Linked DNA regions of Homo sapiens: region 2 is linked to region 1. A link is a loop called in an ENCODE intact Hi-C map of the cell type or tissue named here. Cell type or tissue: psoas muscle. All regions are shown on one strand. Links, peaks and the distances in the headings refer to the core of each region. The heading gives the core; the rest is flanking DNA.

The links. Peaks named below come from ENCODE experiments on the same cell type or tissue, not always from the same donor. Only the 100,000 strongest peaks of a DNase experiment are listed, where the experiment ranks them.
Region 2: it touches region 1 in a loop (1.8-fold over the local background); 23 of 110 quality-filtered maps call a loop at or near these places.

The regions. Positions count from the first base shown.
Region 1 is chr10:119,814,115-119,824,493 of GRCh38, forward strand. It overlaps INPP5F (inositol polyphosphate-5-phosphatase F), which reads left to right. Exons shown (of 20, transcript NM_014937.4): 16 at 6,732-6,803; 17 at 8,317-8,390; 18 at 8,957-9,085; 19 at 9,701-9,788. LOC105378513 (a long non-coding RNA gene) reads right to left here and starts at 4,143. Exons shown (of 3, transcript XR_946359.3): 1 at 3,810-4,143; 2 at 374-503. It also overlaps the pseudogene PHACTR2P1. RefSeq lists an enhancer at 1-72 and a silencer at 1,483-1,645. In psoas muscle, for the core only: no CTCF peak of the experiment used is centred there; a DNase peak (open chromatin) is centred at 4,517; H3K4me3 peaks cover 765 bases.
Region 2 is chr10:119,759,744-119,770,122 of GRCh38, forward strand. The region is part of intron 2 of INPP5F (inositol polyphosphate-5-phosphatase F); the gene reads left to right. It also overlaps the pseudogene RN7SL846P. Among named protein-coding and RNA genes, the nearest start is that of INPP5F, 39 kb to the left of the region's middle. In psoas muscle, for the core only: no CTCF peak of the experiment used is centred there; no DNase peak of the experiment used is centred there; H3K27ac peaks cover 592 bases.

The sequences.
Region 1 (10,379 bases), core at 998-8,997:
GGCACGGTGGCTCACGCCTGTAATCCCAGCACTTTGGAAGGCTGAGGCGGGCAGATCACAAGGTCAGGAGTTCGAGACCAGCCTGACCAACATGGAGAAACCTCGTCTCTACTAAAAATAAAATTAGCTGGGCATGGTGGTGCGTGCCTGTAGTCTCAGCTACTTGGGAGGCCTAGGCAGGTGAATTGCTTGAACCCGGCAGGCGGAGGTTGCAGTGAGCCGAGATCACACCATTGCACCCCAACCTAGGTGACAGAGTGAGGCTCCATCTCAAAATAAATAAATAAATAAATAAATAAATAATAAAAGTTCCCAATGAAGAATAACTTACCATGAGTCACACGTAACTTATCATCAGTCACACGTAACTTACCATCAGTGACACGTGTTAGACAGCAAGGGCCAGTGCATCCTTCCTGTTTCTCATTGCTGCCTTTGGGCTGTACAGCTGAGGAGTTCTTCCCCAAAAAGCAGCTGCCCACTCTCCTTCATGACAAGTGAAGCTGAAACACACGCATTCAGTGCGTTATCAGGTTTTCAGCACATGGGGCTACCCCTAAAGATGACCCAGATAGTCTCACATGGCATGATGGACAATGAAACCTTTAAGTTCATTTTGTTTAATCCTTATTGCTGCTTTGCCTTTAGATGCTAACCTGGTCCAGGGCTTGCAGCTGCCCCACTGTGGGTCTCAGGCTGAGCTTTCTGCTGAGTTTGCCTTTTAGTTGTATGTTTGTTTCTTGTTTCTTCTACTTTTTTTGTTTTTTTTTGGACAGCGTCTCGCTCTGTCGCCCAGGCTGGAGTGCAGTGGCGCGATCTCGGCTCACTGCAAGTTCCGCCTCCTGGGTTCACGCCATTCTTCTGCCTCAGCCTCCTGAGTAGCTGGGACTATAGGCACCTGACACCACGCCCGGCTAATTTTTTGTATTTTTAATAGAGATGGCGTTTCACCCTGTTAGCCAGGATGGTCTCGATCTCCTGACCTCGTGATCCACCCGCTTCGGCCTCCCAAAGTGCTGGGATTACAGGTGTGAACCACTGTGCCCAGCCCTCTACTTCTTTATTGTTTTGGGATAGCTTCCACTGGGGGCCTCTAAGTCTCCCAATTACTTTCCAATTTGTTGTCGGATTCCCTGACTCTCTTGCTCAGATGTTGCTAAACAGTGTTTTTTCCTCTGATTCTTTCTTAGATGGTCAGTTGCCAAGAGTGATTGTGAGAGTATTCTTTACCTGTGTTACGTGCCAGAGCCTCCACTGCCATCCTTATCTTCTTCCTTGTGGTCATTGGTATCCAAAATAGACCCGTCAGAGTCACTGGCTCAGTGATTCCCTTTGATCTTCATCCTTTGGGACACTGAAAGATTCTGAAGATCTTCCCATCAATGTAGGAATCATTAGCTGAGGTGCTGTCTTTCCTGATGTATTGTTGGTTGTGAAAATGTTGTCTTCTCTGATGTGTAAACCAGTGTCTGATGCAGAGTGGTTCTGTCTGTTGGCTCTTCAGTCCAGAGAAGCTGACTTGGGTCTAAGGCAGAGATGGGCAGGGGAGCTCCATCACTAACCAGGACAGCAGGAGTGTCTGAGGGAATGACGTGTTAATTGTCAAGAGGAGGAGGTAGAACACAGGACACAAGGGTCACTGACTTGTGGAATTTGTGTGTGGTCTGCTCTTTGGAGACAGGCATGGCTGCTAAATTTTGAGACTCTCCACTCTGTTCCGGAAAGATCTCCTCTAAAGCTCACCACGCCAGACTGATTGCATCTCACAATGGTTGAGGTGTTGGCCGCTTGCTAGATTTTCCTTGCTGTTGGTGGTCCCCGTGGTTAACGTTTTGCTAGAAACTTGTTCCTTTGAAGGTTGGGGACAGGATGAGGTGGATGTAGGAGCTAGTGAAGCCAATACTTTGGAGCCAACAGCTTCTCAGGTCATGTTTTCCTTGTTGGCTTGCGTAGCAGGATGAGGCCTGCCTACCAGGAGTCTTGGTATTTTTCTAATGGAAGGCACTTAATGTCCCTGTGGCTGGCTCCACTGTGAGCCCCTTTTGGAGAGCCAGGTGGTTTAGGGGTTTAGGCTGGGGCACAGGAGGAGCTAGCTGGAGGAGGTGGAGCAGGGGCTGGCTCTCAGAATGGTTTTCAAGTGTTTTCTTTTCTTCTAGAGGTGATGCTTTTTCAAATAGAGAACTGTTACCTTCTTCCTACATTTTCCTCTTCCGTGGATTATGGATTACTCTTGGTGGACAGCGGATGTCATGTGCTGTTTGAGTTTTCAAAGTAACTATTGCGTTTCCATCTAGATTACAGAATTCTTTATTAACTCCTCTTTGTACAGGCATGTCTTTGTCTTGTGGGTGTGATTCTTGCTAATAATACTGCTGAGATTTCTTTGAATTTGCCACCGATATTTTTCTTCCACTTACTGCAAGGCTTAAAGATTTTCCTAGTGGTGCTCTGTTCCCCTTTCTCTTGATGAGAGATTTGGAAACCTGCTCTTGGGCCGAGTTTGCTATAGAACCTCTGTACAGTCCATCAGCTCAGCTGGAGATGTTGACCCAGAACAGAGGCTCCTGGTGGAGGACAAGAGGTGGCCCTGGAAGTGGAAGTGGGGTTGCGGGTCTCTGGAGAGCCAGGCAGCGGAAGGCTCAGCTCCCAGACTTGGGGACTTGCTCTCACTGCCTGCCTGAACCATCCACTCCTGGAATATGTGTGTGTGTTTAAACAGTTTTATTGAGACATATAATTCATATACCATATAATTCACCTATTTAAAATATATAATTCAGTGGTTTGTAGTATATTCAGAGTTGTGCAGCCATCACCATGGTCAATTTTAGGACATTTTCATCACCACAAAGAGAAGCCCCGTACTTTTTAGCTGTCACTTCCTTACCCTCCACACTACCATCCCTAAGCAACCACTAATCTACTTCGTCTCTGCATTTGCGTATTCTAGACATTTCATTCAAGTGGAATAATATAATACGTGGCCTTTTGTGACTGGCTGCTTTCAGTTAGCATAATGTTTTCCAGGTTAATCCATGTTGTGGCATGTGTCAGAACTTCATTCCTTTTTGTAGCTGAATAGTATTTCATTATAGACCACATTTTGTTCATTCTTCTCTTGATGGGCATTTGGGTTATTTCCACATTTTAACCATTGTAAGTAGTGCTGCTATGAACATTTGTGTACAGGTTTTCATTTGAACACCTGTCTCTATTAAATAGTTCTTTTGGGTGGAAATGGCCAGATTATCTGATAATCCTGTTTAACTTTTGAGAAACTGCCAAACTATTTTCTACAGTGGCCACGCCGTTTTACGTTTCCACCAGCAATGTATTTCAGTACATTCCAGTTTGGAGGGTTCCAATATCTCCAATCTTTGCCAACACTTATTTTCCTTTTTTTCTAAATGCAGTCATCCTACTTAGTGTGAAGTGGTATCTCATTGTGGTTTTGATTTGCATTTCCCTGATGACAAACGATGTTAAGGATTTTTTTTTTGTACTTGTTGGCTATTTCTGTGTCTTAGTTGGAAAAACATGTATTCAAACGCTTTGCCAAGTTTTTAATTGGGTTGTTGATTTGTAAATAAAGTTTTGTTGGGAACAGGGTTGGGATTAGGGTCAAGTGAGTGAGGTACGATTATGCAACTACAGGGATGTATTCTATCTTAAATGTTTGATGCTTTGTCCATCATATTTATCATATTTTTGCATTAATTTTGATTTTAAAAAATATTGCACCAATTGTCTTGTTGACAAAATTAATGACACCCTTTAAAATCTGTACCAGAGACCAGTACCTCACTCACCTCACTGCAGTCCCAGCTGCGTTTAAATATCTGGTGGAAAAACAGGCAAGCATTCTGGAAATGCGCAGTCCCAGCAGGGAAGTAGGCCTGGCTGCGGGGTCGCGGCCTAGGGCATTGGTCGCCGGATACAGAGAACTAGAAACCGGGAACTGTCCAGCACGCCCGTGCCTGTCCTGGCCCTTCTCCCATGCAAGGCTGAGCGCAGCTCTGTCCGGGCTACCTTAGACAGACTCCATCGTGGCCAGGGCCGACCTCTCTGCCTTTCTTGTCCTTTCCCGCCCGTTATCGCAGGAAACCCCCGACTCTATCGACAGCGGGAAAGAGGCTCTGAGACTGGAGAGGAAACCACGGACCTGCAGGGCCCGCCTCGCCTCTCCGCTAAGCCAAGTGGTGTTCCCAACTTGCTTCGACTTGCTTCCGTGCGCTCAGGTCGCCTGCCCGGTCCAGCAGTGGTAATGGAGTGGCCAGGCACGCGGCAGCCACTGTCTCTTAGGCATGCGATGGCCTAGGGGCCAGACGCTCGGTGCAGTACCCTCGCCCGGCCCGCCAGCGCCCCCCTCCAGCCGCAGGCACTGTCCCTGACGAAGGCGAAGGCGCCAGCGAACTCTCGCGGGAGTGGCCACCCTGGCGCCCCTCCCCCGCCGGGCCGGGGTCTGTGCCCTCGTTGGTAGGCGTAGGATGCGCAGGATGGAGCGCGCATGCGCACTGGCCGCCAGCCGAGGACGGAAGTGGGCGTCCGGAAGCTAGACGTGTCCCCTGGGCGTGACTTGGCACTGCCGCGTCGCAGTTGCCGCATTCGCCGCATTCGCTGCAGGCGCGAGGTTGGGTGCAGGCAGCTGTTTGAGCCTCGAGGCATCGACGGACGGACAGACGGACGGACTGACTGACGATGCCGCGCTCTCACAGGCCTCCGCCTACCGCGCAGCGGGCTGCCACTGCCGCAGCAGCCGAGCCCAAGTCTGAGGGCGTTGTGGCTATGACTTTCAAGATTTTTCTCCTTTTTGCAGGGCTTATGGTTAAAGTTCCTGTGGGGTTATATTTTTCCTGCAAATTACTTCTTTTCCAAAGTCTGATGTTGATGTCCCCTGAAGACAGCGGCTTTTATGCGACCATTGTTGCAGTGGTCGGGCTTCATGTGGTGCTGGCAATTTTCGTCTTCATAGTGTGGAAGGAGGGCTTGCCCCAGTGGCGGGAAAACAAAAACGAATAGAGCAGCTTCTTCAGAGCTGCAGACGTGGGGGGTGGGGAAATACCTAAAGGGTTTTTGTCTTGTTTCTTGTTCGTATTGAACGTGCTTTTTTTTTTTTTTTTTTTTTTTTTAAAGGGGAAGGGTGGGTGGGGAGGGAATTAAATATTTACTGCAGCTAAGACTTCAGTAAAATTGGGGGTGGGGGGAGGGTTGACATTTTCCGACTGCCTGTTACGTGCCAAGTGCTTTTTGTTAAGGACATAATGTTTTTGACTGGGGATCATGTTTGGCTGATGTAAATATTAATGCCAAAATAGGAGCTAGGATGAAAGTAACACTGTAATTAGTAGTAGAATTTATTTCATATTAAAATGTGTCATGACGTAATTTTTATGGCTTGGCTCAAGCAACAATTTTCAGAGTGCACGTAAGTATCAACGCGTAAAACTTAACATTTTACAGTGTTATTTGGTATTATTCTCTATGAAGCTGTCTGGATCGGTCTCCTTTTCCCATTGGTTAATTGGTTAATGCTCAGATTTTGGCTCCTAGAATCGATCTGTGTGTTCCCGGTCTTGGCATCTCATTATGTCATTTGCTGTATTTTTTGATATATTATTGTACGTGCAAATTGAGGTGAATTTGTTGTTTTAGATTAAGACTGTTGGACTCAAGCTACAACGAGGTGTCTCTGATGTAAAAAACTGCAGTTTAAGATTATGGTAAATCCTTCCCTGCAGTACCTGTTAAACAATGACCTCATTCTTACGCAGATTTAATAAATTTTTTTTCCACTATTATTTTCTGCTTGTTATTAGTAGCATTTTGATAAGGTCTAGGGAATAGGTATGAAATCCCAAGGGAGAAATGTCGGCTTTCTTACAGTGGAATTTGGAGACCAGCATAAGAATGCAGAAACATCTCTCTTTTGCTGGAAAGGCTATTATTGTTAGATTAATATTAGACTAAAAGTTTCACCTTAATTCAGATTCTGCCTGTGTTGTTAATTATTTGTAGATTTTATACTTTAAGAATTTTCTTATTGGTAATTTTACAAGGATGTACATTTTACTGTAGTTTTGGTTTCATGGTTCATGAACACTACCTGGATTCTAATTCTTGTTTTCATCATTGATTTTAGAATGGGTATAAATATGGCAAAATGGAATAAGGAAGTGTTTGTTTATTGAAAGCCAAATAATCTATAATGACAAAAATGCAAAAGTAGCTTGGACTTGTTCCATTTTTGCACATAAATACTGTATTAATGTAAAAGTCTTTCAAAAGATGCCTTCCACATGAATGTAAAGATATCCTGAATGTATAGTGTGTTATTTTGAAGATTAGATAATGTGAGATAGTTTAGATGATTTCTCCCTTCTCACTCTCACGTATTTCTTTCTTCTTCCCTTAACTGCTTCTCTATCATCCTCCAATACCACCAGTCCCCCACCTCAAATTATCCCATTTCCTGAGGGACTCCTTCCTCCTTTGGCTGCCTTTCTCTACGCTCCATCCCTCACTTCCCACATCTGCTTTTCCTTGTTTTTTAAAGACTGTCCAAATGGATAGATTGTATTACATCTAACTGCAGTAGAACTCATTGATTACCTTCTTCTTTTCCCTCCCCCTGGCCAATTTTTTGTCCTAAGTAGCTCTGCTGTAGAAATATGCTTGGCAAAAAATGCAGATGGAAATGAAAATACTTAATCTCCTGTGTCATATTTGTTTAGCCTCATTGATGCTACTCACAGAGACGTGGATGTGCTGTTACTGCTTTCTAACTCTGCCTACTACGTGGCCTAGTAAGTTGCTTATTGATTTAAAGGTTTTGATTTTGTTTTTTAAACTTGAGTAAATTTTCTTTTTAGAATTCGTAACAAAAAAATGTGAGAATATGGTTTTGTTATGTATTTTATGAAACTTCATTGAACCCCTTTACCTTATATAACTGTTACGTCATTCTAACTTCCTTTTATCTTTATCGGTTTGAAAGCAAGATTTTACAGTTAAATTAGTATGTTTATGTTATAGTGTATTCTTTTGGCATTTGGTGTTATTTCCTATATATTTCCCAGGTTTTGATGTATTCCATACGTTTTTATCACTAATGACCACGTATCATTGTTTGCATTACTATAGTGAAGTTTTTCCTCACTGTTAGGTATTAAATTACTTACAATTTTTTGTTACTACCAATGATGCAGTTGTCTTTATGCAATAACGTGTGTGTGTGTGTGTGTGTGTGCATGTGCCTGCGCACTTCTTTGGTTACAAGGGTATGATGAATTATGACTTTTGTGGTTTGTTGTCAGATTGATCTCCAGAAAGACTCTCAATGAACAGTGCTAGTAGCAAAATACAAGCACCTGTTTCCTCACACCTTACCAGAATTGTTCTAATTTGTATTTACTAAGTAAATATTCAATTTATTTTTGGCTTTGTGTAAACTATTGTTTTTTAGTCATTTGCCCAGATGCCTGTTGGCATATATCATATGGATTTTTCATTCTCGATTTTGGATATCAGATTTAACAGCTGTATTGTTCCCAAATACATAGTTTGTTTCTCTTTCTGTCTTTCTCCCTCCTCTCTCTCTCTCCCTCCCTTCATCTCTGCCTCCCTCCGTCTCTTGCTCTGTGTGTGTGTGCACACGCGCGCGCATGTGTTTGCCTTGTAAGTTAGGTTTTAGGTTTGTTTTCATTTTATATGAGTTTTTATAAAACTTAAAATATTTTAACCTTGTAGTTGCTTTTTTTTTTTTTTTTTTTTTGAGATGGAGTTTCGCTCTTTTTGCCCAGGCTGGAGTGCAATGGCATGATCTCTGCTCACTGCAACCTCCGCCTCTCGGGTTCAAGTGATTCTCCTCCTGGGTTCAAGTGATTCTCCTGCTTCAGCCTCCTGAGTAGCTGGGATTACAGGCGCCTGCCACGACGCCCAGCTAATTTTGTATTTTTAGTAAAGACGGGGTTTCTCCGTGTTGGTCAGGCTGGTCTCGAACTCCTGACCTCATGATCCACCCGCCTCGGCCCCCTAAAGTGCTGGGATTACAGGTGTGAGCCACCACGCCTGGCCGTAGTTGCTTTTTTTAACTGTTAGATGTGTAAACTTATTTTCCCTTAGCTGTTGAACTATATATATGTTATTCTTGTTTAATTTTTAACAGAGTTCTTATGTTTAACATTTTACCCCAGAATGTATGTGCTGTGGAAGATTTTGTTAACTGTATGTAACAGTTTGCAGCTATTATGCCTTCCCTGACAAGCCAAATATGCTTTTGATTTAAATCCTCTTTTAACTTCATTTCCTTTTATCTAGTTATGATGATGAAGTTGATAAAGTAAACCAGTATCAACGACTAAGTCTAGAAAACCTGGAAAAAATTGAAATAGGTAAGTTTTAACATACTAATCAAGTCATCAAAAGCAAATGCTGTTGTTTCCAAGAGGGGGTCAAATTATTTAAGCAAGAACCTGGTTTAAGTTTCACCTACAAATGCTTTTCTTCACTATTATTTTCCATTTGTTGTTAGTAGCATTTTGATGAGGTCTAGGGAATAGGTATGAAATCCTAAGGCAGAAATGTCGGCTCTTCTTACAGTGGAATTTGGAGACCAGTATAACATCTGTTAGAAACCAGAAAGGGATATTCCAAGCTGTCTACTTCTTAGAACTTCCTTTCTATTCATTATAGGTTAGTGATAGATATGGTCTTATCATAATAACTGTGTTCCTTTTATTATTTACCTTGTGAAGATTACCCCAGGGATCAAGAAAGCTTAAATGATTGAAATTGAAAGAGTTCTTCTAGCCTTATCAAACCAAATGGTCACCAGAAGTTTGTATTTTGTGTGCTGTCATTTATATTATGAAGAAAAATGTGTTGGGTCTTTTTAAGATAATAGAAGAAAATGTTATGTGAAACATTTAACTTTATACGTATTCATTTGGGATTTTAGGCCCTGAACCCACTCTTTTTGGTAAGCCAAAGTTCTCCTGCATGCGACTGCACTACAGATACAAAGAAGCGAGTGGCTATTTCCACACATTGCGAGCTGTAATGCGTAATCCTGAAGAGGATGGAAAAGGTAAAAAGAGGAAGAGATGAAAGTATTCAGTGAAAACTTTCTATTTATTCTTAAAAGCCCAAATGGAATTGGGGACATTTCATATCATAACCAACTGAATGAGAGAGGGTCCAGGGAATAGCTTTGGAATATGAGACCTTGAAATAGCAACTCTGTTTCCAGCAACCCAGGGAAATTATCTGAATGTATTATTTAGTCTGGGGCAAGGGAATCTTTAGCGGGGATTCTCAGGGAGTTTGGCCCCATCAGTGATCGTATGGGTGTCAAGGCTCTTCACATGTCATGTTCTTTTCATTTGTAGCAGGTAGGAATCATGCCTGTCTCATTCATGGCTGTTGCCTTGGCATCTGTCACAGTGCTTGAACAAACATGAACTAGAACAAACTTTTATTCCCCGATTTCATTCTTTTGCTTTTGTTCTTTTAAAATGTTAGAACATTGTGAATTAAGTGGGGGAGACTAGTGAACAGGTGGCAGTTTTCTATAAATCGAAGCAAATAAATTTGTATTTAATTATACGACGACAAATTTCATTCAGCGCTAAATGGGTTAGAACTGCTATTTTTTTTAGTATGTTTATGGAGAAATTGGCAGGCAGTTATATTTGGGTTGCAGATACCCTTCAGTGCATTGCAGAGATGCTGCAGATCACCAAGCAAGCCATGGGATCGGATTTACCCATAATTGAGAAGAAACTTGAGAGGTGAGTATACTGCTTCTCTCAAGAATAAAGGCATTCTTATCCAAGGTCTTATTTGTTTAAAATTATTTGCAGGGGGAAAGGGGAGGAGATCACATTATGGTAAGGTGTTGGTATTTAGAGAGGTAAGGATCAAATTTCTGCAGATCAAAATACTTTCAACATTCTTCATGTATACAATTTTCAGGTAAGTTTTAGACTTACAGAAGAGTTGCACAGGTAGTTTAGAGGGTTTCCATGTACTCTTCCTTCGGCTTCCCTTTATATTACCGACTTATAACCATAGACCATTTATCAAAACTTAAGAAAGTAACCTTGGCACGGTAAGATTAACCAAAGTACAGATTTCACTAGGTGTTCACTAGCATCCTTTTTCTGTTCCAGGATCCAGTCTGGGATTCCACACTGCATTTAGTTGTCTCTGTAGTTTAATGTTATTTCCTCAATCTTGTCTTTTCTTTCATAACTTTGACATTTTTTAAGAGTACTGGTCAGCTGTTTTGTAGAACATCCCTCCATGTAGGTTTGTCCAGTGTTCTTTCCTGATGAAGCTAAGGTTATGCATGGTCAGGAAGGACACCACAGAAGCCACGT
Region 2 (10,379 bases), core at 1,199-9,198, 54 kb before region 1:
AGACTTGAGTCTTGGAAGCAGGCAGCTAAGTGGTGTGAGAGGATTACATTCTCCGGTATCTTCTCATTGGTTTTGTTTTTGCTTCTCTCCTGTTCCTTTTCTTCTCTCCTCAGGTACCTAGATGCTGAGTGCTTCGTCCTTCTCTCTTTGCTCCCCTCAGCTTGTTGCTACATTTTGTGCTTCAGAATTTCCCACCTCCCTTGTTCCTAGTCTTGAGCCCGTCTCCTTGGTGCAGATGGTTCCACCTCCCGGGTAGAAGTGATGCTTGAAGAAGTCACATGAATGCGACCCACAGTTCTGAGCTCCCCAGAGTGTGGTTACACAAGTATGCTTCTTATTCCTGAGCATATCTCTAAGTGGCATGGCAGATATTTATGTTTTCAGGCAGAGAGATACTTGAGAGGCAGGCTAGCGTGCCTCATGCTATTCCACTCTCATTCCTTTTTCTAGTCATAAACCCATTTGTTCTTAAACTCCAGTTTTCTTCAGTGATTTCAGTAGCAGCCATATTAAAGGTTTGTTTTCTAGCCTCAGAAAGAGGGGAGGAAAGCTGGGTGCAGTGGCGCGTGCCTGTAGTCCCAGCTACTTGGGAGGCTGAAGGAAGAAGGACTGCTTGAGGCCAGGAGCTCGAGGCTACAGTGTGCTATGATCATGCCTGTGAATAGACACTGCACTCCAGCCTGGGCAACCTAGTGAGACCCTGTCTCTTAAAGAATAAAAATAAGAAAAGGAGGATTATTAAGGTAAAAATGACTGTGTGGGCCACCTATACAGGTGCTTTCTGTATTTATTTCCTCCTTTGTATTACCTTTTGGACTTTTTATCTTACTGAACATTTAAAAGTAATTCCAGTCAAATTATTGTCAAAGCTAATTGTGTTTAAGAAAGGAGATTCTCGATAAATTTGTTAAGTTCTCACTTAGGCTTGGCCAGTAACAACCATTGACAGCAAAAAATGAAGGTTATTTAATTGACTTGGATAGCAGGTCTGTTACAGCCCGTGGGCTTGATTCCCTTTGTGTACGGACCAATAACCTCCAGCCTTGAAGCATTTTTATGTCACTTTTCAAAGCATTAATTTATCTTTATGATGATTAACTTGTATTGTGAGTAAAAATCCTGATTGTCTTTAGTATGCTGGAGTTTAGTGGCTAGGAAAGTATTGAAGCTTTCAATAAACATATAGGAAAACATTTTAGTACTTTAGGGGGATAAGCTGTAGTTGTCTGAAAAATACATTTTTATATAGAAAATCATTTTGCCCAACAGTACTTAATAATTTAGACTTTTCTAGTTTTCTAAGTCTTTTCTATTTCTTATAGTTACAAGAGTTTATATTTTTTTAGAGTATAATAGATTATTTCAAGGTTATTTCATTTTATGGCAGATTTATTTAGGGATTTAACTACAGTCTTAAGCTTTACAGGCTAAGCAGAATATACTTCTAATTGCACCATTTGGTACTTTTGAAATAGAGCCTATTAAAAATGTCTCTTGCTCTAGATGCTCTCCCTATGAGTCATTGTCAGTTTTCTATAAACCGAGACTTAGGAAACTTTAGTAAGGAACAGAGCAACCAGTCAGGAAACATGGAATAGCTGCTATGTTTGGAAGATGAACAAATTAATAGTTGGCTCTTTAGTCACTGAGAGCATTAGAAGCCTAATGTGATGTACTTTTAGCTATTAGGTACCTGACGTTGAACAAACCAGCACTGGCGTGGTGGTAGCATTACTTGTTTTTCCATTTACTTGATGTGTGTTGTTCCCTGAAATATAATCAGGGATATATGGTGCTCTACTTCCATTAGGGGGGACAAAACATTTCTCTTAATGTAGTTTTTTTTTTTTTTTAAGACATGGCTTTAAATGTAAAACAGAAAAATTCACTAAACATACTGTGAATTCATATTTTTAGTTGAAATTTAAATTCATGCATAAATGTGCATAAAACCTACTTTATAGACTCACGTTCTGTTCACTTAAAAGTGCTAAATAGCCAATTAATAGCTTCTGCAGCAGATACCAATGAAGTAGGTTTTATGCACACTTAGGACTCAATTTACATTCATACCAAAGATTTGTAAATAAAATTGGAGCATAATTGGAGCATAATATGCCTTGGAATAAACTATTAAGATATTTTCCTAATTATTTGTTTCTCTTAGCATGTTAATATCATAGTTCAGTTGTCCCTTGGTATGAAGAGGAGGGATTGGTTCCAGGACCACCCACGTATACCAAAATCCATGCATGCTCAAGTCTCGAAGTTGGCCCCGTAGAACCTCCGTATATGAAAAGTTGGCTCTCTGTTTATGTGGGTTTCTCGTTCCACGAATACTGTATTTTTCAATCTGCATTTGATTGGAAAAAATCTCCATGTAAGTGGACCCTTGCAGTTCAAACTTGTGTTGTTCAAGGGTCAACTGTGTATAATAGTTCTTTGTCTGTTTGGGCTGCTGTAACAGAATGTCATGGACTGGGTGGCTTGTAAACAACAGAAATGTATTTCTGATGGCTCTGGAGGCTGGACAGCCTAAGATCAAAGCCCCAGAAGATTTGATGTCTGGTGAGGGGCTGCCTTTTATTCATGGATGGCCTCTTCTCACTGAGTCCTCACATGGCAGGAGGCGTGAGGGAGCTCTCCTGGGTCTCTTTTATAAGGGCACTAATCCCATTTGTGATGATGTAGCCCTAATAACCTCATCATCTACCAAAGGCCCCACCTCCCAATACCATAATATGGGGGATTAGGATTTCAACATACAGTCACGGTCCTCCCTATCTGTAGGTTCCACATCTGCAGATGGACAATATTCAGGAGAAAAACCCAATAAAAATAATATTAACAACTATAAACAGCATTTATATTGCATTAGGTATTATAAGTAATCTAGAGATGATTTAAAGTATACAGGAGGATGTGTATAGGTATATGGAAATATTAATACTATGCCATTTTACATAAGGGACTTGAACATTTGAGGATTTTGGTATCTATAGGGGGTTCTAGAATCAATCCCCTGCAGTTACTGAGGGGTGACTGTATGAATTTGTGGGCACATAAACATTTAGCTTATAATATTTTGCCCTGTCCCCCTAAATGTATGCTCTTCTCATATGCAAAATACATTCATTATAATCCCAACATTCTTAAACTCTTAACTCATTCCACCATCAACTCTTAAAGTAAAAAATCCGAAGTCTCGTTTAAATATCATCTAACTCAGATGTGGGTGAGACTCAAGATATGATTCATCCTGAGGCAAATTGCTCTTCAGCTGCAAACCTGTGAAACCATACAAGTTATGTACTTAGAAAATACAATGGTGGGACAGACTTGGGCTAGACATTTCCATTTTCAAAAGAGAAATAGGAAAGAAGAAAGAGGCAGTGGAGCCCTAGTAAGTCCAAACTATAAGACAAACTCCTTGAGATCTTAAGGCTCGAGAATAATCTTCACTGAGTCCATGTTCTGCACTTCAGGCCCACTGCGGTAGAGGTTCTACCTTCCAGACCTGCTGAGGTGGGGGCCCTGCCTCCACGGCTCTACCCAGGAAGGGTTGTGCCCCTAGGGCCCTGCTGGTTGTTCCTATCCTCACGGCATCTGGCAGAGACCATCTTGCCTGTTGAATAATGCAGTCCCTGCCTACCCCTTTTGAAACCAAGGAAGCAGCCCTGATGATCTCTTAATCACCTTTGGGCTTGTTCTGCCTTTGTCTTGAAGAATAGTGCACATTCTCTGCCAAAAAGCTCTATGGTCCTGGCCTGTAAAACCCAGGAAGACTGATAGCCATCCTTCATTCCTTCCCAGTTCATTCCCTTTCATCTCACACTGGCTGTTCTCCTGCTGAAGTGGCTTAAGTCCATGGTTCACACCCATATTACTCTCCTTATCAGAGGGACTTGGGCACACCTGTAGTGTTTTCCCCTGAACGGGCCTTTTTAAAAATTTCCATAGTCTGGCTAGAACTTTTCAAATCTTTAAGTTCTACTTCATTTTTGCTTAACAACTCTGTCTTTAAGTCATAGCTCTCTTCTCGCATTTTACTATAATCAGGCAGGAGGAGGCAAACTTCATCTTTGACATTTTGCTTAGAAATTGCCTCAGGTAAATATCCAATTTCACTCTTAAGTCCTCCCTTCCACAAAATACTAGAACATGCACAAATTTCAACCAAGTTCTTTGCCACTTTATAACCAGGATCATCTCCATATTGTCCAATAACACGTTCCTTATTTTCATCTGAGACTTCATCAGAATGCTCTTCACGGTTCATGTTTTCTACTGACATTCTGCTCAGGATTACTTAGGAATTCTCTGAGAAGATTGAGGCTTTTTCTACAGCTCATCTCTCTTCTTTCTGAGTCCTCACCAGAATCACCTTTAAAGGTTCACACAGGGCAGTGTAGGCTTTTTCTAATAGTATGCACCTCCAAACTCTTTCAGCCTCTACCCATTACCTGGTTCCAAAGCTGCTTCCACATCTTTAGATGTTTGTTATAGCAGCACCCCTGCTGCTTGGTACCAAAATCTCGATTAGGGCTTTCCAGAACCAATAGTGTATACGCGCGCATGTGCTTGCATACACAGGCGTGTGCACACACACACACACACAAACACACACAGTTGACCCTTGGACAACACAAGTTTAAACTGTGTGGGTTCATGTATAGTGTATTTTCTTTTGCCTCTGCCACCCCTGAGACCTCAAGACCAACCCGTTCTCATCCTTCCTCTTCCTCAGCTTACTTAACATGAAGATAAGGATGAAGACCTTTATAATGACCCACTTCCACTTAATGAGTAGTAAATACATTTTCTCTTCCTTATGGTTTTCTTTTTTTTTTTTTTTGAGATGGAGTTCCGCTGTTGTTGCCTAGGCCGGAGTGCAGTGGTGCGACCTCGGCTCACTGCAACCTCCGCCTCCCGGGTTCAAGCGATTCTCCTACCTCAGCCTCCCAAGTAGCTGGGATTTCAGGCATGCGCCACCATGCCTGGCTAATTTTTTGTATTTTTAGTAGATATGGAGTTTCACCATGTTGGCTGGTCTTGAACTCCTGACCTCAGCTGATCCGCCTGTCTTGGCCTCGCAAAGTGCTGTGATTACAGGTGTGAGCCACCACGCCTGGCCCCTTGTGGTTTTCTTAATAACATTTTCTTTTCTCTAGCTTACTTTATTTATTCATTTATTTATTTATTTTTTGAGACAGAGTTTCCCTCTTGTCGCCCAGACTGGAGTGCAGTGGCACGATCTCAGCTCACTGCAACCTCTGCCTCCTGGATTCAAGCGATTCTCCTGCCTCAACCTCCCGAGTAGGTGGGATTACAGGTGCCTACCACCACGCCCAGCTAATCTTTTGTGTTTTTCGTAGAGATGGGGTTTCACTATGTTGGTCAGGCTGGTCTCGAACCCCTGACCTCAGGTGATCCACTTGCCTTGGCCTCCCAAAGTGCTGGGATTACAGGTGTGAGCCACCGTGCCCAGCCTAGCTTACTTTATTGTAAGAATACAGTATATAATACAGCATACAAAATATGTGTTAATCAACTATTTATGTTATTAAGCTTCTAATCAGTAGTAGGCTTTTCATAGTTAAGTTTTGGGGGTGTTAAAAGTTGTATGTGGATATTGTTTTTGTTTTTGAGACAGGGTCTTGCTTTGTCACACAGGCTGGAGTGAAGTGGCGTGATCTCAGCTCACTACAGCCTCGACTGCCTAGGTTCAAGCGACTCTCATGCTTCAGCCTCTTGAGTAGCTGGGACTACAGGTGCACGCCATGATACCTGGCTAATTTTTGTATTTTTTTTTTTTTTTTGTAGAGATGGGGTTTTGCTATGTTGCCCAGTCTGGTTTCTAACTCCTGAGCTCGGGTCATCCAACTATCTCGGCCTCCCAAAGTGCTGGGATTACGGGTGTGAGCCACTGTGCCCAGCCAAAAGTTGCATGTGCATGGGGAGTCAGCACCCCTAACTCCTGCATTGTTCAAGGGTAAACTGTGTGTGTGTGTGTGTGTGTGTGTGTGTGTGTGTGTGTGTGTATAGTGTATATATATACTATATAGATATACACTATATACTATATATAAATACTAATTAATCTCTCTGTATACACTATATACTATATATATATATATAGAGAGAGAGAGAGAGAGACGGAGATTTAACATCTATACCGAAATTATTACTTACAGAGATCTGTTATTTAAAGATAATTATTATAAGGGATTGGCTCATGTGATTATGGAGGCTGCCATCTGCAATCTGGAGAACCAGGAAAGCTGGTGGTATAGTTCCAGTCCAAGCCCAAAAACTGAGAATCAGGGGAGTCAGTGATGTAAGTCTCAGTTGGAATCCAAGGGCCTGATAACCAGGAGCACTGATGTCTGCAGGCAGGAGAAGATGATGTCCCAGCTTAGAGAGCAAGGTAGCCCATCCTCTGCCTTTTTGTTCTATTCTGGCCCTCAGTGGATTGGATGATGCCCACCTGTATTGGTGAGGGCAGTCTTTATTCAGTTTACCAATTCAAATGCAAATCTCTTCTGGAAATACCCTCAGAAATAATGTTTTACTAGCAATCTGGGCATCCCTTCCCAGTCAAGTTGACCCACAAAATTAACCATCACAGGGTCATTTACGGATATTTCATACACTTTAAAAACGAGATCAAGAAAACTAGTCAGAGGTTCTGTTTCTGACAACAGCAGTATTTGATGAGATAATGGCCAAGAATTTTCTAAAACCAACTATAAATACAAGCCACAGATTCAAGAAGTACTTTGAATCCAAGGAAAAAACATAAAGAAAACCACACTCAGTTACCTCATAGTAAAACTGATGAAAAGTAAAGACAAAGAGGATATCCTAAAAGCAGCCAAAGAAAAAAATACACATTAAATTCAAAGGCATGTTAAGCATTGATAGAAACAATGGAAGCCAGAAGACAATGGAATGACATCGTCAAAGTGCCTGTCCAGAATTTTATACCTTCAGAAATTAAAAATAAAGACATTTTGAGACAAATAAAAACAGAGAATTTGTCACCAACAGTCTCTGCATTAAAAGAAATACTAGAGAGGGCTGGGCACAGTGGCTCATACCTGTAATCCCAGGATTTTGGGAGGCCAAGGCTGGCAGATCACCTGAGGTCAGGAGTTCAAGACTAGCCTGGTCCAACATGGTAAAACACTGTCTCTACTAAAAATATGAAAATTAGCCAGGCGTGGTGATGGGAGCCTGCAATCCCAGCTACTTGGGAGGCTGAGGCAGGAGAATTCCTTGGACCTGGGAGGCAGAGGTTGCAGTGAGCTGAGATCATGCCACTGCACTCCAGCCTGGGCAACAGAGTGAGACTCTGTCTCCAGAAAAAAAAAAAAAAAAAAAAAAAAAACCTAGAGAGATTTTCAGGCAAAAGGAAAATGATTCCAGATGGGAGCATGGAGGGGTAGGAAGAAATGAAGATCAATGGAAAGGGGAAATAGTAAATTTAAGTGAATTTGTCATCATACATGGGGCTTAACTTTAAATGTAGAATTAAAATACACAACAATAGTAGTAACAATGGGGAGTTAGAGGAGTTGGTATTCTAAGTCCTTTCACTGTCCAGCAGCTGGAAAAGTACAAATTTACATTAGGCTTTTGTAAATTAGGATTCATGTTATCCCCTACAGTGTAACCACTAACAGAATAATAAAATATTGTAAAAAGCTCATAAAGGAGAAAAGCAGAATAATAATGATTTAAAAACTTAATCCAAAAGAAGGCAAGAAAAGGTATGTATGGAACAAATGGGACAAATAGTAAGATGATAGTTTGATTCCTAAATATGTCAGACATTACATAACAAATGAGTAGACTTAATGCTTCAATTAAAAACCAAAGATGTTTATACTAGAAAAACAATAAAATCCATCTACATGCTTACTTTCAAGACAAATGCCTTAGAGATATGAATACAGAAAGTAAAAGCATAGAAACTGTGTGAATATTAGCCTAACGAAAACTGGTGTCACTGTGCTAATATCAAAGTAGACTTTAAGGCAGGAAGTAGAGAGAATCATTTCAAAAATAACAAAATGTTCAAGTCACCAGAAAGAATAGTTTGAAATTTGTATGCATCTAAGTATAACCTTAAAACCAACTATAAATATATATAAAAAGCAACGAGTCATTTGGTTTACATTTTTTAGTTTAGACTGTCAATTTGAAATGACAGAGGAACGTGAGTATTCCTGTTGGCAATGTTACAGAGAAGAAAGGAAAGGCGAGCAGACTTTTCCCCTTTTCAGATTATCTTTTTCCTTCTTTACCAACATGTCTCCATCCTCTGATGTATCCAGTGCAAATATAGACTCTTCTGTGGCGTTTTGAGCATAATCTGCAGAAGTCCTTCAAGAAATGTTTGTATTTAAATATTATGCTACAAAAGACTTTGGAGTATATAGTATGCACCTCTGTCTTTGGGTTAATATTTGTTGGTATGTCAGTATAATTATAAATTCTTGTCAAGTGTGGTGGCACATACCTGTAGTCCCAGCTAGTAGAGGTCTAAGGTGGATCACTTGGGCCCAGGAGTTCTGGGCTGGAGTGAGCTATGCTGATTGGGTGTCTGCACTAAGTTTGACATCAAATACGGCAGCCTCTTGGGAGGGGAGACGACCAGGTTGCCTGAGGAGGAGTGAACTGGCCCAGATCAGAAATGGAGCAGGTCAGAACTCCCACGCTGTGATCAGTAGTGGGGTCGTGCCTGTGAATAGCCACTGCACTCCAGCCTGGCCAATATAATGAGATCCTGTCTCTTAAAAGGGAGAGAAAGAAAAGGAAAAAAATTATGAATTCTCCTGTGCTAGCTCCTCAAGTCATAATTGCACAACCGTGTGAGTGTTCAGGCTGATGGGTGCTCTCTGTTTCACCATTTCCCAGCCTCTCTGTGACTGTTCCAGTGGACCTAGGAAAGGTAATCTTTGCCTCAGGAATGTAGTGTGCAGTATTAGAGCATACTAAAGGAAGTAAACACCTGAGACTCATTAGTAAATGCACCTTCTCTTCCTTTTTACCCTTGTTCCTCACATGAATGTTTATAGAGATAAACTGGAAAGTGTCCAAAAGAGCGGTGAAAATAGAACCTACAAAATAAATTATGGTTGTATGCTGTGAACATAAGTCATTTTAAGTTCTCAAGTAAAATTAAAAGGACTAGTGCCAAGAATGGTAACTGGTTACTTTCCATTTCTCCTGTTCTCCTTATGTGAGAGAACTAAGAAAGCAGGGTTTGGATTAGGTTTAAAGAATTTCCATGGAGTGGGGAATAGTGGTCAAAGAGAACTTCAGTTTTATCTGTAATGTTTAAACTTTCAAAAAATGGGATATATTAATATATTCCCTATATAATGTTAATAAAAATAAAAATGATTGCTGGACATGCATTGGTGGATTAAATGTATATCTTTTCTGTATGTCAATAGGATGGTGAGCCATGTCTAGAAATACGTAGTTGCAGTACCCCTTAGAGGCAAGGTCATGAGTAGGGAGTCGGTTAATTTTAAAAATTTTATTTATATTTATTTACTTTTTGAGACAGTGTCTCACTATGCTGCCCAGGCTGGTCTCAAACTCCTGAGCTCCAGTGATGCTCCTACCTCAGCCTCCTGAGTAGCTGGGACTGCAGGCACACACCACCGGATCTGGCAGTGATGTTTAATTTTTTGTGTTAACTTGACTGGGAAGGGATGCCCAGAAAGCTGGTACAAAATGATTTCTGGTCATGTGTGTGAGGGTGTTTCCAGAAGATACTTGGCGTTTTGAGTTGGTGGACCGAGTAAAGAAGACCCATTCTTATCAGTGTAGGTGAGCATCATCCCGTCTGTTGAGGGCCGGAACAGAAGCAAAAAGGAAGTATGAATTCACTGTGTTTGAGCCAGGGCATCCATCTTCTCCTGCTCTTGGACATCAGAGCTCCTGGTTCTCAAGCTTTCGGACTCAGATTGGGGCTTAAACCATCAGCCTCCCAGTTCTCAGGCCTTCGGACTTGGACTGGGACTTTTACCATTGACTCCCCTGGACTTGGACTGAATTACACCACAGGCTTTTCTGGTTCTCCAGCTTGCAGATGGCAGATTGTGGGACTTTTTGGCTTCTATAGTCACATGAGCAATTCCAATAATAAATCTCCTCTCATTTATATATCCTCTTAGTTCTGTTTCTCTAGAGAACCGTAATGCAGGAGAAAAATTTTTTTTTCTAAAGTGGTATGAAAATCTTTATCCTACAGTTGCTCATCTCCTTTTAAGTGAGTCACTTTCTAAGTCAAGCAATTGAATCTTTTCCAGGACTATTGTTTTAGCTTGCCCTACTGGTCATGCTTTTCAAGATAATCACTT